2 separate regions of the Homo sapiens genome follow, and region 2 is linked to region 1. Evidence: read pairs that join two places in POLR2A ChIA-PET (ENCODE). Cell type or tissue: PC-9. All regions are shown on one strand. Each heading gives the region's core, and the rest is flanking DNA. Links, peaks and the distances in the headings are about the cores only.

Evidence for each region. ChIA-PET counts read pairs that join two places held together with the same protein. Peaks named below come from ENCODE experiments on the same cell type or tissue, not always from the same donor. Only the 100,000 strongest peaks of a DNase experiment are listed, where the experiment ranks them.
Region 2: POLR2A ChIA-PET joins it to region 1 with 5 read pairs; 3 of 35 experiments call an interaction of 5 or more read pairs at or near these places.

The regions. Positions count from the first base shown.
Region 1 is chr18:8,165,892-8,171,285 of GRCh38, forward strand. All of the region lies in intron 14 of PTPRM (protein tyrosine phosphatase receptor type M), which reads left to right. Among named protein-coding and RNA genes, the nearest start is that of RAB12, 440 kb to the right of the region's middle. In PC-9, for the core only: no CTCF peak of the experiment used is centred there; no DNase peak of the experiment used is centred there.
Region 2 is chr18:8,114,421-8,119,814 of GRCh38, forward strand. PTPRM (protein tyrosine phosphatase receptor type M) reads left to right here. Exons shown (of 33, transcript NM_001105244.2): 13 at 371-407. Among named protein-coding and RNA genes, the nearest start is that of RAB12, 490 kb to the right of the region's middle. In PC-9, for the core only: no CTCF peak of the experiment used is centred there; DNase peaks (open chromatin) are centred at 2,091, 2,421 and 2,731; H3K4me3 peaks cover 898 bases; H3K27ac peaks cover 3,601 bases.

The sequences.
Region 1 (5,394 bases), core at 267-5,266:
ATTCAGCATTTGCTACCTAACACTTAGGGCTCGGGTCCCTCTCAGTTGAATGAAGCTCTAATTATGCATCTTGACTTATTCTGTAGTTTCTAAGTAGCCTTTCCATTCAGGGTATTCTTGTGGCTGTCTGTGAACTAGAAACTCACAGAGGGCAGGAGCCATGGCTTGATCATGTTTGTCTCTCCCATTCCTAAAGCAGACTAAGCACATGATAAATGTTTATTGATCCACTGCAGAAATGAGTGAATAAACGCAGATCCTATCTATGGGAGTGCCTTGGTGCCTTGCCTACTGTGTGGTTTCTCCTCCCAGCTCTGAGAAGTGGCTTGGCGGACTCCAACCTATGCGCTTTACGTCATTACTGAGGCAAGGAACAAGTCATACTCTTGCTTCCCACTTCTCCCTGCAACCCGCTTTCCCTGGGCTGCAGCCTCTTTTCTGTAATTGAAGTCACCTTGAAGAAGACCATGCCCAGAGCATAGAATTTTGCCTCTCTCCCCATGTGAGGACCATATATGTTTATATTTATTATGTGTGACATCTGTAAGGAACCTATTACAGAGCCCTTCCTTCCTTCAAACAAGTTTATTAACCAGCAGAGATAATAATGACCAAATGAAAAATAAAAGCCAGATTTACCTTGCATAATCTAAATTAATAATAACACATCCATGAACAAATGTCTTGCCACTTGTATTATTTATTACTTATTTGGTGATGATGATGACAGCTAATATATATTAAGTGTTAAGCATCTGCCTCTTACTAAGCCCTGCTGTAAGCTTTTTACGAGTATTATCACTGTTTCGCTTTGTAATGACTCTGTAGCACATATTCTGTTGTCCTGTTTTACACTCAAGGAAACCAAGACTGAGCAAACTAAGTTGCTTAAAGTTGCATGGTCAGTAAGCAACTGAACCAAGGGGTAAAGCCAGGCTGCTGGTCTCCAGAGCTTCCACTCTGAGCCATTATGATACTTTGGTTGAAATAAAATAGACCTAGGCAAAGATAGACACAAGATCTACCTGTTGAGCTGGAAAGAAAGCAGCTGAAAATTCTGTGACTTGAATTATTATGATACTCATATCTCTCCCTTCACCCAGTTAATAAAAGAAGCACCCTGCAAAGCCAAGTGTGCAGGCTCTAAGCTACTCTTGGACACAGGCTCTGCTCACTTAAGGTCAGGAAGCAGAGAGGAGACCTGGGTGCCTCTGGCTCCTTTGGAAGCTCCTTTAGCATATGAAGCATCTAAGTAGGCTTGAAATATGCCACAAATGAATGGTCATCTTCACGCACCAATAGTTTTCAAGCCTCCATGGTATGTGTGCATGTTGTAAAATCCACATTGGTGCAGCAGCCTGTCTTACCCACATGCGGTGACTCTTTCCCTCCTCCTATCTGGTACCACATGGCATTAGGCCAGAGACTCCCACAAACAAAGCCTGTTGTTGCTTTGTGTACACTTCATTGTCACAGGGGACCAGGCTCCACACTTCTCAGCATCACTCTTAGTGGTTTGGCTCACCTTGGTGACTCAGGAGTCACAGTTAACATCATTTCCAACCCACAGCAAAGACTGGGACTTGAAATTTCTTCTGTGTTCTTATTACTTCTTCCATTGTCACTTGTTAGATTCTGAGAGAAGCAAATAAGGCTGCCCGTCTGTGGATGGAGCAGGCTCCAGCGCCCTTTTCATTGTAGTTGTACCTCTGAGGACTAATGAGGAGTCACTTGCTTGTGTTCTTGGAAGCATCTGTGGTCCAAAGGCAGGAATTCTCAACTCTGGACTGAAAAGATGCCATGCAGCAGGAGGAATTGCACTTTAGCAAGTGAAATATTGTGGGCTTGTGAACCCTTCCTTCAGAAACAGACACGGTTAGTATGTGGCTCTGATATGGGAGCAGTTGGTGAAGATGAATGTGATACAGCAGTTCCTGTTCTTTGCCCCTGATGATGCAGTGTGGCACCTGATGCTGAGATAAGTATTATCTTCCAGCGATGTCGCGAAGTGGCATGTTAAGCCTTTATGGTGATTTGTTGCACCTTGCCATTTTGGCTGGCATTAGAGCTCTAAACTCATTTTCTTCCCAGCTTTCTGCCCTTGCTTGTGTATTCCCAGTGGTATTTCTCATTAGCATTATCTTCTGTTAAGCAGGAAATGGTCTCTGCTTCTCAACCCTGGACAATGCTGAGTATGTTTCTAGCGCTCAGTTAAAAATATTTACTGGCATTAGTATGCCTTTTTTCATGTATTTCAATATTATTTTACTTTACGACAGTATTAGTATTAGTCTGAAAAGTAGTTCCTGAAAGTTGTTAAGTATTTTTACATAAATTTGACAAGGACGTATTTTCATTTTTAATCACAGCTAATCTTAGTTTTATACCAAACCATTTGGTTTTCACATTAAACCTTGCAGCTCCAGACCACTTTATAGCCAAACCAAGTAATAGGAAACTGGCAGGGCCTTATAACATCGTTTGTAATTGTTACAAAATATGCTTTGAAATATCATCATAAATATGTAAAATTAAAGTTAGCAAAAATAAGTGTATAGACTACATTTGGAGCCTGTGATACCCCTGATTTTAATTTTTTTCTCTCTCTCACTAGCAAATTTGCTAAATTTGTTAATTTGTAGACTGTTTCTTCTTAATTTGTGAGAAAAATAAGTTAGTTCCATATTCACTTTTCTTAAAATAACTGTTTTCTAAAGTTCTGTTTATAAGTGGAATCAACACTAAATTATTTGTGTTACTAGAGGAGAAAAGAGATCCAACTAAAACAATAGATAATCACAAATTGTTTAGATACTAAAAAAGTGCTGAATTTTGTGGAACAAAGCTGATTTATGGACCATCTACTCCTTTCTTACTATAAATTGTATGGAGCAGGATTTAACCATCTCAAACCTACATAGTGACAAGTATCTTTGCAATGGAATGCCCCTCACTGGGCCTTATCATGGTGTGTTCACACCTTTACTTATAGCACAGACTCCATGCCATGGTAGATAGTTTATGAAGACGAGTTTTTGCTCACCCATAATCCAGATTCACTATAATATTATGCATGTAAGTTCTGCCTAGACTCAATGGAAGAAGTTAAATTAAATATATTGCCTTCCTGTTTGACTTTGGAATTAAATTTCTCTATAAATATCTTATCACGCTCCTAGGAGATAGTTTCCTTAGATAAAGAAATCTTGTGAGTGAAAGGAAGGAAAATGAAGGTGGAAAAGGATAAATGTCATCGATATAGCACAATGAGAAACACCACACCTAGCAAGAAGAGACCCGAGTCCTATTTTCTCCAACCATTGTATATTCATTTTCTTTCTCTTCCGCTCGAAAAGTGAATTTAAAAGGTCCTATAGCAGTATATCACAGACACATGTTAACAAATGGCTGCCCAAAAAGTTACATCTTCAAAAATACCATGTTGATTTGGGCAAAAAAAAAAAAAATGCTTATCAAATTAGTAAGACAAAACCTTTTGCTTTTTGTGGCAGCAGTTGTGGGGGTGAAGGAAAATAAAAATAATAAGTCTAAAAGTAATAGGTCTACTTCCCCTGTTGCCGAGTACACTCTCTGAACACTTCATAAAGTGTACCTCCATGTAGCCTTTTCAGATAGCAGTGATTTAGACATAGAAACAACATTATCAGTAACAAGGAAGAAAAAAACCTTAATTGTCTAATTGATGGCTATTATGAGATTCCGTATAATTCATGGAATTGGTAAGAATTTCACCCAAGGCAAGAATTTAGCATGGTGTATGCGTGTACTTTTATTTAGTCTTCAGGAATCACATGGATTGATTGCTGATGAGACTATTTTTTAACTACCAAGCATATATATTCATATATGCTCAATGGATACAAATTTTCCAAGATGTTATTTTTTTCTTAATGTTGGGTCCATTTTTTCTTCTGTAAGTACTCATTTCTGAAACAACAGTGTAAGTAATTTGGAAACATGATTTAGTATGCAAGTATTCACTTTACACTCCTGTCTTTTGGAATGCATTTGATGCACATATTTGTTCAAACTAAATAAGGCAAAGAATTTAAAGAGCTAGAAAGAGTCTTGGAGTTCATCTCTTGCTAACCTCTCATTTTATAGATGAAAAAACAGAAACCCAGATAGGTTCGATGCTTCTGTTGGGTGAGGGGAAAACCCACAGCTGTGAATCCTAATTTACAGTTTCTGCACACATTTCTTTAATGTGACTTTTTTGATGACTGCTTAACAGAGTGATGTCAGCTATGCTAAAGTCCTGACATGTCAGTGACAATACAAGGACCACACGATGAATTTGAGGATATCTGTATTTTTCTGGTACAGCTAGGTGGGCTCTTTTAAGACAGAAGTCTTAATCTGTGAGAGCCTCCCGAAATCTAGAGAAAGTTCTCAGCCAAGAAAAGGTCCCGGTGTGATTGATGGCTGTGCTGGCCGCACAGTTATAGTCAGTTACAGTCCTTGCTCCTTCAAACTATCAAGCAGTAAATTTGTAAATGAGCTGAGCGTTTGTTGTTATTAAAGCTTCATTTTACCATTCTCTCTGTGCAACAAGCACTTAACATTGTACTTGCTCAAGGGTTAAAAAAAAAAAAAAAAGCATCCCTAAATTATATATAGGTAGTCTTGGGCCTATAGGTAATCTCTTTGGGGCTTTTAAAAGAAATATACAAAGATTTTCCTACCTTTCTGTGTATTCTTACAAATAAATGTTAAGACTCATGGCCTGGGGAAGGAGGAGAAACTCATTAAGGGAGCAAATTGCAGGGAGATTCCTGAAGAATCAGTCTCTGAGCCAGTCCAGGCACTTTAATTTTGTCTGGCCCTGGCATTATTATTGTAACTGAGTAGAAGGCCATGAGATCATAGCCTCTCCATAGCTCCCGATAGCCATCAAAGGTGACTGGCTTCTATTACTTTTGAAGTGACAACCACATTTGAAGATGGTATAGACTGACCACTGATTGTCAAAACTAGTCCAAAATAAAACCATTCATCCATACTTACTTCTGCCACATAACTTGCAGATGCCCTGCAGCAAAAATAAATTAGCTCTAAATTTTCTGTTGAGCACAGTCTTCCGATGGGGCCTCTGTGTGAATGTTCTTCAGTCATTTTGCTGAGGGCTAAGAGATGAGGGTAAGACCCTTGGGCTATAGGAGTAGCTAAAAACTGAAATATTCCCAAGGAAAGATTCTACATTAGATTCATGGATAATTAAGGCAAAACACAAATCTCATTCATTCTGGACCTAAATAACCTTTTCCTGCTAGAGAACTTTTTTTAAAAAGTTGCAGTGTTTACTGTCTGAGGAAGGCTTATAAAGGTTATGCTTCTTGCATCCAGAATGTGCAGAAATTCTACAGCTATAAA
Region 2 (5,394 bases), core at 161-5,160, 52 kb before region 1:
TTTTGCCGGTGTAAAGGGGGGAAATCTGAGATGCATCATGCTTCTCCAATACTGTTTGCTCAGGGGCAAAGTACAGATCTGGTCCTTTACTTTACCTCCTTACTAAAGGAGGTCCGGGGCCACCAGGCAGAGACATTTTATGTGTAGCTCCTTGCTCATCACCTGGTCTAGAAATGCCCAGCACTGCCTGCCACTGGAGCCAGAAAATGTATCTGAGTATGGTTCAAAGAATAATTGCTGTGTGATTAAAGACACGCTCAGAACAGTGAGATCCTTCCTTATCAGTGCTATTTAAATAGAATTACAGATATTTCTATTTGTCTTAAAGAAAACATGAATAATGATTTTTCCCTCTCTTTATTTGACACAGGAAACCAAAATAGACTGTGTCCAAGTGGCCACAAAAGGTAGGTTGAAATTGTGGGATATTCTCCTAATTAATGTTCCTTAAAAGTTTATTTTAACCTATGTTTCAAAACTTTTTGAACTGGAACTTAATTGAAAATAAAATGTGTGTATTATATATACATATATATATATGCATGAATGCATGTATGTATTAGGATCTGATGGTAATTAACATTGACTGACTGGAACTCATATAGATACTTTTTAAAATAAGAAGCTATATTTCTGTGTTCCAAGCAGTTTTCAATAGTTACCTTTTTCAGATTTTTTCAAATGACTTTAATTTTTATATGATCTCAGTACACGTTTTTTAATCCATAGTGTCATGCCTGGTAGTACCACATCTAGTGAATCTTCATATGCAAAGGAATAAAATATCACCCACTATTTTTAAGTAGTTCTCTAGTTATAATAGCAGTAGAAAGTGGAGTCTACGCGGGCTTTTTTCACTGGTGGTGCGTGTCTCTCTGAACCTAGTAACCAGGTTATGTTGCTGTGGAGCATCTATTTCCCAAGCCTGGTTAAAACTCTCTGAGAGAATGTGATAGAGGATGAGCTGCAAAAGTGGGTAGGGCGAGTTACCCTGAGCTCCCCCAGCATCTCCTGCAGAAGCAAGTGCAGACGTGTGTTTGTGAACATGAGCTGTCATCTGGTCAACTTGACAGTGTTGTTTTAACCGTCACATACAGAAATGTATAAGAAATGCTTTGAGAAATTTAAAATGTCGTCTTAAAATGAGGCAATATAAATTAACACTCAAAGTCAAATACAATCATTTAGATCATTGGAGTAACCATGAATACAGTGGGAAGTTCTGTATGATTTAATTTAGAGACGATGGTAAAAACACATCATTAGGTCTGTAGCAGAAGATTTAATCAGGTCATACTTGATGAGTTGTGTTGGATAAAATAACTTTTTGTTGTTGTTTAACTCTCAGGTGAACATAGTTTGAATATACCATGATGTACATGTGCATTTTCAAAATTCTCACTGAATTCTTATTTTGTGAACTTACATGACTCTTTTAGTCAGTGTTAGCTCAACAAATATTTCTTGGTTGCATGTTTTGTGCCAGGCATTGTGTGAGGTACTCACCTCATTTGTATCTTGTTTGTCCTCATAGGCTTGTAGTTCTATATCCAAAAATCTATTTATACTAATTTTAAAACACTCAATTTTTATATCATATTGTACCTAAGTGACTTTATGTATAGAAATAAATTGATATTTACTGAAATTATAGCTGCTTATGTGTTTCATAAACTGCCGTATGCTATCAGCTATTAATTATTACAGGACGATGAAGCCCTTGAACCAGGTATCCATTGATGCTCTTAGATCTCAAGATTATGGTCCATACTCAACAACAGGAATTTCAAAATACTGCTGTATTACATTTCACTTACACTTAAGGTCTGAAAAAGTAAATCCTGTTCCAGGGCCCCTAGTTTATAATGCTTAACGTTTAACGTCACAGCTGAAAGTTTTGAAATCTCTTTCATGCGTGTGTTCTCATTTATTTCTTCATTACTATGAAAAGGGAAACAGGTACTGCTATTCTTATTTTTAAGATGAGGAAAAGGTGTATTTTTGGAGACGAATTGACTCACCAAGGTGACTCAGCTGATAATCTGGGGGTCAAGGCCTGCACTCCTAGCCCCAGTGTTTCTTTCACCATTGCTCATGGCTCGTCACCCAGCAGCACCTCTGGCCAGTGACAGTATTGTGTAGTGTAAGCATCAGACCTCCTCTTGGTGAGGATTGAGTCACTGCCCAATTTACTGTGAAAACAACAAAATATCTGTCATCATGCTCATTTACATAGTTAAATAATTATATAAATAACACACTAGTAAATGTGGAAACCTGACAAGTTTGCTGTTTTCACAATAGATTGAATTAGATAGTGATTTGGATCATTTTCTTCCATCAGCTAGATTTCATCAATATTGTAATTTGTTTTTCAATTCACCAAAGGATGATTAAGCAATCAGATGACCTGATTGACTAAATATTCCCCACTCCTATTTTCTGAGTCATTTGCAAACATTTACACAGCAACAAACTCTATCCAAAGAACCTCTTTTGGGGAAAGAGGGACACATTTTAATATTTCCTGCATAACATTGTCATTCTGTTTCATAAAATCACAGCACAAGAGGAAACCTTGGAAGATATTCTCCCTCCAGGCAAAACTACACTGTTTTGTGCTATTTTATTAAGTTCTACATGGACGGATTCATCAACCCTCCTTTCAGCACAGTGTAATGTTTCACCACCTTTTAGTCAGAAAATGTGTCCCTATTGATACTAGAAATTCTCTTGCAACATGGGAAGCCATTCCATCTTGACTACATAGTCAAAACAGAGAAATAGGAAGATCTAATAACTGTTGATACCACAGAGTAAAGATGTTTAAAATGTAGAAGAGTTCAAACATCCTGAGTGTGTGTTGCCACATACTGCTCACAGTGCGATGGCTTAATTGAGTTTTCAGATACAGAATTGCTTTCCTAAGCAACATTTTGAATGTACAAAGATTTCAATGTTCTCCTGAAACAACTGTTGACAAGTATCTTTATAGAGAAAGTATGGAGGTGGATTTGTTTTCACTAAGAGCTAGCTTATAATTTAAAGTAAGGGTATGTCTCTTAAAAATATATTTCATACTATTTATAAATTTAATGCAGTGATTATTTTAATCATATTCCAAAGACATATTTTGACACTCATCATCTTAAATATAAACTTCATAAAAGTTAGACAGGAAAAAACCTAAGCTGTATTATTATATATCTCCATACGTGTGGGGGATTGCCTATATTTTTATGCATCCTCTTCGTTTATGCACCTAGATGAATTTCCTATAGGTACAAGTTAACTATAGGCAAACTCATCACAGAATATTCTCTCTTGAGTTAAAAGATAAAGACACCATAAACCAGGGTATACGTGATGTTTATGTGTTACCTGCCCAATTCAAGGGATTGTTTTTAATTGTATAGTGGAGTGAATAGAGTAGCTTTTAAATATTTCTTAAAATCTATGAAATTGTATTTTTCATTAACATTCACATTTTTATAGTTGGATTTTTTTATGACCATTTGGTCCAACTGTGTTTTAGTGATTAGTGTATGTGTTTTCTTTAGCTTTTATATTCACCATGGTGGTCTCATGGTAACTAGTAGGGTGGAAACTCTTTGCAGCTAGTTTTAGAAGGCTTCATTGATGATCAATTCTAAACTTGTAGGGTACACTAAAAAATCCAAATGTGTTATTAGTAAGTTAATTTCTTATATTGAATGAGGTCTATTCATTCTAATTGATGTAACAATCAGTTTAAAGTATGCACATTATATTAATCTTCCATAAAATAAGATTTTTTCATAATATGTTAGCACCGCATGTTTGTCCTTGGCAGTATAGCCATTTGGGAGCTTTCCTGTTGTTCATTTAAAAATTATTTGAGTGCCTCCTTGATTTATAAAAGTGCTTTGGGGTTTTTTTGGGTTTTGATATATGGGGAGCAGTCATATATGTTAATTTGATCCTCTCCTTGCTGTTATTTGACTATTGTCTAGCTCAAGCTTGTACAACCCATGGCCCTTGGGCCACATGCAGCCCCGGATGGCTTTGAATGCTTCCCAGCACGAATTTTTAAGCTTTCTTAAATCATTATGAGATTTGGCTGGGCATGGTGGCTCACGCCTGTAATCCCAGCACTTTGGGAGGCTGAAACAAGAGGACCACCTGAGGTCAGGAGTTCAAGACCAGCCTGGCCAACATGGCGAAACCCCGTCTCTACTAAAAATACAAAAATTAGCCGGGCGCAGTGGTGGGTGCCTTTAATCCCAGCTACTTTCAAGGCTGAGGCAGGAGAATCACTTGACCCCGGGAGGCAGAGGTTGCAGTGAGCTGAGATTGCACCATTGCATTCCAGACCAGAAGACAGAGTGACATTCCATCTCAAAAAAAAAAAAATATATATATATATATATATATGAGATTTATACATGGGCTTTTTTTTTTAAGCTCATCAGCTGTTGTTAGTGTATTTTACATGTGGCCCAAGACACTTCTTCTTCTTCCAGGGTGGCCCAGGGAAGTCAAAAGATTGGACACCCCTGGTCTAGCTAGAAGTCAAAGCAAAAACTTCACGTAAACACATGCTGAATTATTTTCCAAAACTATTAGAAAAATCAGACTGTAAGCCTTAAACAAAAAGAAAACAAAGCATTTTTCAATGTTATATTTTAAGGGACTTTTTCATGAAAAAGTTATTCATTTCACTGTTTTTGTAAGTAACATTTTATTTAAGTTAAATTTGTAATGGAATGTGAATATGGCTTATTGGAAGACCTTGAGGAAACTTTGAAGGATTTCCATTGTCCTGATATAATTTCTAGATTCAGAAATTTGAATGTTTCTTTTTTTAATCACTAAGCTTTTTGAGAAGTTTCTACAGACTGTTTTTCTGTTCACTGTTTTGTTCAATGAAATACCATCCTTTGTAGGCCATAATGGTACAGAATGAAAGAGCGCTGATAAAAGAACTGAAAAGAATGTCTGTTGAGATGTAAAGCTAATTAAGATTCCGTTTAATTTCTCATATTCTCTACATGAGAAAACCAATTATATAGCAAGACCACTCATATATGCTAATCTGCTGTTATTTAGGCTTTGGATTTTGAAATAGGAACATTAACATTCATCGTTCAGCATTTTATAGAGAAAATGTACTTTTTTCATGTCTGAAATAGTCTTTATAATGTACATCATGAGTATATTAAGGCCCCCTGAGAAGTTCCTAAAGAAAAGAATCCGGAAAAACCCTATGCTTTCCAAATTTATTTGATCCGAATTCATTTTTTAAGGAACACTGGAGTCATGCAAAATGCAGTTAGGTAAATGCTGGCTCAACAAGCTTCCAGGAGATCCCGCTGCACGTAACTGAGATGACCATTTAGAAGTCTGATCCACAGG